2 separate regions of the Homo sapiens genome follow, and region 1 is linked to region 2. Evidence: read pairs that join two places in POLR2A ChIA-PET (ENCODE). Cell type or tissue: Panc1. All regions are shown on one strand.

Evidence for each region. Peaks named below come from ENCODE experiments on the same cell type or tissue, not always from the same donor. Only the 100,000 strongest peaks of a DNase experiment are listed, where the experiment ranks them.
Region 1: POLR2A ChIA-PET joins it to region 2 with 6 read pairs; 2 of 35 experiments call an interaction of 5 or more read pairs at or near these places.

Annotation. Positions count from the first base shown.
Region 1 is chr11:27,427,418-27,431,417 of GRCh38, forward strand. All of the region lies in intron 1 of LGR4 (leucine rich repeat containing G protein-coupled receptor 4), which reads right to left. Among named protein-coding and RNA genes, the nearest start is that of LGR4-AS1, 42 kb to the right of the region's middle. In Panc1, no CTCF peak of the experiment used is centred here; no DNase peak of the experiment used is centred here; H3K4me3 peaks cover 637 bases; H3K27ac peaks cover 1,350 bases.
Region 2 is chr11:27,524,648-27,528,647 of GRCh38, forward strand. All of the region lies in intron 1 of BDNF-AS (BDNF antisense RNA), which reads left to right. Among named protein-coding and RNA genes, the nearest start is that of MIR8087, 12 kb to the left of the region's middle. In Panc1, no CTCF peak of the experiment used is centred here; no DNase peak of the experiment used is centred here.

The sequences.
Region 1 (4,000 bases), 97 kb before region 2:
GCAAGTAGACAAGTATGGCTGGGTTATGGGGCAGCACATTGGCAGGTACAGGCTGCAGTCTCGGAACAACCTAGAAAGATAACCCAGGCTCATATTACAGTTGCCAGGGAAGCTCCATATAATACAGAGTTTGAGAATGGAGCAAGAAGGTATGAAATATTTTTTAAGAAACATAAACAAGGTTGCTTTACAAAGAAATTCTGGTGGGTAGGCACAATTTTTACAATTCCTACACCTTTGCAACTACCTTTATTGAAACAGCACATTGGCACTCTTCTCCTGGCCCACAATGAGTGATGTTAGAAGTAGCAGCTTCAAGAAACTGATTGCTATGACTATTCCAAGAATGCCAATGAAGTTACTATTCAGGAAGTTACACCGAATTCCCTTATTAGAGCCCTTGGGAAAAAAGTTCTCTCTGACCTCCATTCCAAGAATAGCTGCGTTTCTCCTTCACAACTTGTCTTTTTTATCTTATGGACAACGTGGAATCACAGAAATGGACCCTCTTTCCCTATCAGCTAAAGATTCTGTCAGCCAAAATTGTAACCCGATGTTTACAAATGCATACATTAGGTGAGTAGCTTCAGTAATTCCTGTCCTGGATTCATATTTTCTTGCCCTGTTTGGCAAGAGTCGGGGGGTGGAAGTAGTTCCTGGTCATCTCATCGACTTATTTTGCATTTTATCTTACGCATTTTTTGGTAAGCTATCTTGCATTCTTTTTTTTTTTTCTTTTTCTTTTTTTGAGATGCAGTCACCCAGGCAGGAGAGCAGTGGCACGTTCTCAGCTCACTGCAACCTCTGCCTCTCAGGTTCAAGTGATTCTCCTTCTCCAGCCTCCCGAGAGCTGGGATTACAGGCATCCACCACCACGTCTGGCTAATTTTTTTGTATTTTTAGTAGAGACGATGTTTCACCATGTTGGCCAGGCTGGTCTCAAATTCCTGACCTTGAGTGATCTGCCTGCCTCGGCCTCCCAAAGTACTGGGATTACAGGCGTGAGCCACCACGCCCGGCCTATCTTGCGCTCTTTTTGGAATAAAATGGATTATGTTAGTATCTTGTGAGCACGCTCTACGTGCCTGGCATGCATACACCAACAAATGCACAAACATGTCTTGCTTGGAAGTATAAAAAAGTGATTGCAGAGTCAAGAAGGAAAGATCAACCATGAGGGATAAATGAGATCCTGAACCAATACAGCAGCACAAGGGACAGAAAGGTATAGATAGATAAGAGCCCCCTGAGGGGCAGAACCAGTAGAACTTTGTTACTGAATGTTACTGATTAGAGGTTGGAAAAAAAGGTGAACTTTTCTTTCTTTCTTTTTTTTGTTTTTTTACGACATAGGCTCTTGCTATGTTGCCCAGGCTGGACTCAAACTCCTGGACTCAAGGGATCCTCCTGCTTTGGCCTCCCAAGTAGCTGGAACTACAGGCATGTACCACTGTGTGCAGCTTAAAGGCAAACTCTGAAGATGACATGGTGGTTTTTTTGTCCATGTAGCCGGTAGAGTGATGCTGCTGTCACCTGGAGACACAACAGGAGGAAAAAGTGTGTTGGATCTGTTGGGTCATGTGATGTTATCCAGCAGGGAGTTGTAACTTCAAGCCTAGAATTGAGAAGAAATGCCAAAGAGGAGGTAAAGGTGAGGGAGTGGGCAACACGGAGCATTAAAACTGCAGAAGTGGATGGCATCACTTAGAGATAAAGAGGAGAAAAATAAAGAAAATGGCTGAGAAAAACATTTCTAGATATAACCAGAGTTGAGGAATAGAAACAGGCCAGGCACGGTGGTTCACGCCTGTAATCCCAGCACTTTGGGAGGCTGAGGTGGGCAGATCACTTGAGGTCAGGAGTTCAAGATCAGCCTGGCCAACATGGTGAAACCTCATCTTTAGTAAAAATACAAAAATTAGCTGGGCATGGTGGCAGGTACCTGTAGTCCCAGCTACTCAAGAGGCTGAGGCAGCAGAATCACGAACCCTGGAGGCGGAGGTTGCAGTGGGCTGAGATCGCGCTACTGCACCCTAGCTTGGGTGACAGAACGAGATTCCATCTCAAAAAAAAAAAAGGGAATAGAAACAGGAAGGGGAGGTGGGGAGGTGGGAAACAGGAGTGATCAGGAAGTGGAGGAGGAACCTAAAAGAAAAGCTTCCAGGATAGAAAGTGTTCTGCTGTCCAAACAACCTGCAAATAGAGGAGCCACAGGATTTGGTAATTAGATCATTTGTCAATATGTTTATCATAGCATGAATCTCACGCATATTAACCATGACTAAAAAGTTTTTTCCCTTATTTTGGCTCTGGAATAGAACAAAGAAAAGGAGAGAATTTCCTGAGGTGACTGGGCAAGATTTAAAAGAGCAAAGGAAAAGAAACACAAGGTTTGAAGAGGATGTGTGTAAACATGTGAGAAAGAGACTGCCTGAGGTGGAATTGCCTGGGCTGGGATCCTGAGAGACAGGAAGAGGGGGGACCTCCATGTGACTGTTCCCCCTGCAGCCCTGCAGGGCAGGGGGAAGTTCCCCCATCAGTGAGCAGGTGGGGCTACCAGCTGACCACACCTCAGCAGGGTGCAGTGGTGTAGATGGGGCCCCAGACATCTGTGAGTACTTGGCATCTATTCCTTTATTCTCTAACTCCGGTATGGTTCATTCTAGGCTCACTCTCACATCGAACGTACTCCTCTCACTCCTACATCACAACTATGCATTTTTTCCCTAGTGTGTTTTCCCAGCTCTTCCCCAGCTATAGTAATTAATTCAAAGACACCATCACTTAAGTGCCACTCAAAGCTCCATCGAGATCCAAGAAGAACAATAGTATGCTTATATGCAGTCTTTTAATTTAAATTACCAGTTGAGTCACTACATGCCAACAATTAAGCAATGACACACACAGATTATACTCCACGTTAACAGGGCTAAATCAGAGATCTCAGAGAACAAGTTGCCCTGGACAGCCAAGCTTTCCAGATAGCTGAGGTTTACCTTCAGGGGAATGGAGGAGGTGGAGGCACAGACACTTAAATAACTTGATAATGACTATTTTTCTAAAATGTTATCTGTGCTTCTCTGTTTTCTAAAACAGCACATAGGAAATATAATTTAAGCTTTTCATGGGCCTCCATTATGAGCATCCCCAGGCGGTGATAAGCCAGTAGAAACAAAAACAGTGCATTCCTCCAGCTCACTTCTATCTTGTTTCTCCACCCCTCGACCCCTTGCCTCAATCCAAGCCATCACCATCTCTCCCGGGACCACGACAGTAGCCTTCTGTTTGGTCTCCCTCTTTCCATGCTTGCCCCTCTGAATTTGACCTACACATGGCAGTCAAAGCAATCTTTTTAAAACAAGAAGACAATTCATGCCAATCCAGTGCTTAGCAGTCTCTTTGTTCTATATCAAGGCCCTACCTGAACTTGCTCCTGCATCCTCTCCAACATCATCTCAAATCATCCCCACCCCACTCCCAGCTCCCCCAACCCCCACAAGCACGCAAACCTCTCCTCCTTCCACCTTTGCACTTGTTCTCTGCCTGGTCTATTCTTCCCTAGCTCTTCCCATAGCACCTCCTTCTTACCTCCTGGTTTTCTCTCAAATGTCACCCCTTCAGACAGTCTCTTCTTAGCCCCCCTAAAATGGCCCCCAGTAAACTCTATATTACCAACCAGTTTATTTCCTCTGTCTAGTTATCATTGGATTTATCTTCTTTCCTTTTACTTTATTAGAAAACAAACTTTCTTCAGCATTAACCACTGAGCGAGGGGTTCTCAGAAAGTGGTCCAATGTCACCTGGGAATGAGAATTTGATAGAAAGGCACTTTCTTGTGCCCTACTCCAGACCAACTAATCAAACACTCTAGGGGTATTAACAAACTTTCCATGTGATTTTGATGCACATTCACATGTGAGAACCACTGCAGTATATTACAATGGCCCCTTATGCGTTCATGGTCTTCCCCACTAGAAAAGAACATTTATGAGGACAAAGA
Region 2 (4,000 bases):
AAGCAGAGATCAGTAGTTTGAATTTTGGATTTGTTAAGTTTGAGTTTTCCATTAAACGAACAGACGAAAACCACAAACAACAACAAAAAAATGAAGATAGCTTCTGATAGCAACATGTGTCATGAAGAAAAGAAAATAGCCATAGAGTGACTGAGGAGGAGTTTCTTAGACAAGCTTGTCAGTGAAAGCGTCTCTGAAGAAGGGGCATTTGAACTGAGTCCTGAATGATGAAATGAGGCCAGCCAAACAAAAATCTGGAAGAAAATCATTTTTAGTTAGAGGGTACTACAAAGATAAAAGCTTGGAGGCAGGAATATCTGAGAGACAGAAAAGCGGCCAATGTGTCTGAAGTGGGTAAGATGGAGAAGCAGATAGGGACCAGTCATACAGTGCCTTGTCAGTCACAGTGAAGGAGTTTGGATGCTATTTTATGCACTGAAGGAAGCCTTTGGGAGGTTTTAAGCTAGACGTAGCATGATCTGATTTATGTATTACAAAGAAAACTCTGGCTCCTGGATGGCGCATGGATTTGTATTATACTAATTATTATTGCTATTATTATTACAGGAGACAAAAGTAGAAGCAAGGAGAGCAATTAGAAGCTTTTACACTAACTGGGCAATACATTATGGTTCTTTCCACTACACAGCTCTTCTTCTCTTGCCTCTAAGTCTTTTCTTGATTTCAACGAATTCCTGGAGTGAGAGAATGTGTATTCTTAGTCTCTGTGCCCTCTGACATGCCCAGCACTATGTCCTGCCCACAGCAGAAGGCTCAGTACTTATTTTTGAGTGAATTATATGGCTCTTCTCATCAAGGCTGAGGAGCACATTTTTAAAAAATATATATTTGTATTTTTTGTACATAGCATATTGTCTGTCCCATAGTTAAGACTCAATGAATGTCTGTTGGAGTGGGGCAAGACCTCACTTCAGATAACCAGTTTACTGAGAGAGATCCTTGGATAGGCAGAGGCAGCAAAGAGGGTTTGGGCCTTGCTAGCATGGAGGGTAGGAGGAAGGCAGGGAAGGTGGAGCATGTTGAGAGAAGAGAGGTGGATAAAGTCACCCAGCTCTGAGCAGGCCAAGGGTAGATTTGGTCTATATTTTAATTTAAGGCTGGCCTGGTTTCATTGATGGTGATATGATCCCTATGTGTGGGAATAGGTGAAATGGTTTGATCACAATGGGACCATAATCCATTACCCAAAGCCTTCATTAAGGAGATAATTCTGTTCAGCCTCACACATAGCCAGGCCTACAGGAATTTGCCATCCAGCACCAATACTGATGCTACAAGTCCCAGCAAACACAGGATGGCAGGCCAAATTCAAGCTTTCTGGCACTCCTCCTCTTCTGGCTGAGCCCGATGTCCTCAGGCCTAATCTCAGGCTGGCAGAGAGTTAAGTGCTGGGCTGAGTCTGTGCTTTGCTGCATGTGCTGGACTTGCATTTGATTCTGTCCAAAAGAGGTCTGTGGACCAGAGGGATGACATTTGGCACCAAGAAAGTAACCCAGGTGTCTGTCTCTTTTTCAGTCCCAAAGCCTTATTCTTTTCCCTCAAGTCTATGCAATCGTTTGGAATCCATCACTCATCACCTAGAGGTTTCAGTGCCTTTAGATTAGGGTTCTGCACCCATAGCTGATGATCCACTGGACTACCACACTTGGCACCTGAACAGAGCCAACAGGACTGGTTACAAATTCGTTGTTAATTACTGTGTGTAATTACACTAGACCCAAGGTTGGAGGGAGACACCCTACTCTGTTGTTGTCTTATATACGAATTCTGTATAATTTTTTAAAAGCCCACCATTTTTACTTTCTAATTAGGATATGGGGATTTGGGGCAGCAACCTTTGTTATTTAATCATGCTTTTTCTGGGGAGGGGAGGAGAGGAAAATATTTTCCTTTTTCTATCAACAATTGCTCTCTTTTCCGCATTAAGAGGGTGGAAACTTGGTTCCTCCCTCATCCCCTTTAGGCAAAGAGTCCATGGCTCAGATTCATAAAGGTTGTTGATTTTGACTTTGGGTTGCCCTACTCTGTTTTTCCCCACCTTTCATGCTAACTAACACAATACATAAGTCTTCCTAGCCAGCACTCCCTAAGGGTGGGGTAGAAACACAGCCCATTAAAAAAATTTTTTTTAAAGCTTTGAGTAATCTCCTTTTTATATTCACCCAAATGAACCAGGTTGGTGGCATATTCTCCTTTGTTTTTACATCTGAGACGTACTTAAAGTTTAAATAGTGCCAGAATGAATCACATTGCTTGTGTTCTTATACCCAGCTGCAAATCATGCCAGGCTCAAGCCCAGGAACACAAGATTGCATGCACGCAGAGAGGGTCACTGCTGTCTTATCTACTCCTGCTCTGCTAAAAAATTGCATTTATTTATTTATTTGTTTTTGAGATGGAGTCTTGCTCTGTTGCCCAGGCTGGAGTGGCAGTGGCATGATTTCAGCTCACTGCAACCTCTGCCTCCTGGGTTCAAGCAATTCTCCTGCCTCAGTCTCCCAAGTAGCTGGGACTACAGGGGGCCTGCCACCATGCCTGGCTAATTTTTTTGTATTTTTAGTAAAGACGGGTTTTCACCATGTTGGCCGGGCTGGTCTGGAACTCCTGACCTCAAGTGATCCACCTGCCCCGGCCTCCCAAAGTGCTGGGATTACAGGCGTGAGCCACCACAGCTGACCAGAAAATTGCATTTATTATATACTGCCCCGTCCCCATCTTGGCATTCTGATATCATTGTTGCCCATCCTTTCCTTCCCATTGAGAGAGTCAACATTTCCCCTTTCCCATCCTATTCTCATTCCTACTTCTAGCTTTACTATCTACTGTATAACCTGCTGAGCCTCAGTTTCCTCAGGAGTAAAATGGAGATAATAAGAAACACCTGCCTTGCCAGTGTCACACAGCTATTGAGGATCAAATGAGATAATGGGATAGGAAAGTGCTTTATTTCTACAAATGCAAGCTATTGTCAGTATCATTTACTTAACTATTCTTCGTTAGCTAGCTACGTAGTCTAGCTTACCTTGTCGTGTTCCAAATGTGGAAGGCTTGCTGTTTCTGGTAAGTTGAGGACCATTTCAAAGCCTCAAGAAAATGATTAGAAATGAACCAATGTGAGAACATTTTCTTTGTTGGGTAGTTCATCCGATTATTATGTATGTTGTTTGTCTTCTTTTAATTTGGATATAGGTTGCCTTCAGCTGCCAGTACTGTGAAATAAGAGACGATATTATAAATCCTTTGGAGATTAAGCATTTCCATCCTAATAGCTGCTGCTCAAAATTTGATTTCCCCTTGATTTTCAATAAAAGGAGGATAACAGAATGTTATTCATTCTAATTATAAAGCAACGGGAATTCTAGGCATTACTTTACAAATAGCTGCTTTCATGTCAGAATAATGAGTGTTGAGAGGAAGAGCTCTGAGCCCTTTACTATATTCTTTGTTTTCATTATTTTTGTACCTGTAAGGAAGATGGACACATTGAGGGACAGAGACTCCACAGAAGTTGTCTGAGTTGTGACAGCTTCTCATCTTCTTTTTCATTTCCGCATTTAACATATTTTCTACAGGCTTTGTAAAGAAAATAACTCAGTCTATGTTTACAATTTTCACACTGGCTTTAACTTATTTTAACTTATTTTATTTTTGGTTGGTGTTCACCCTGGGTTTCTGAGGGTTTTAAGCTGTCTGCAAAAAGCTGCTATCTTTGTCTCCAAAGAATGGTTAAGCCACTTTTGTAGAATCAGAATGTTAGGTGAAGCCCATCTTTACATAGGAAAAAGCAAAAGGAACTAATATTAATTGAATGTTCACTACATGCTGGGTCTCATGCGAGGCTCTTTACACATATCATTTTACATAATCCTCATAGCAGCTCTATATTATATAATATGATCTACATTTTTTTCACAAGTAAAAAAATATTTAAAGGGAGCAAGTTACATCATCAGAGCTTAAAGATACCTGTGCTATACCC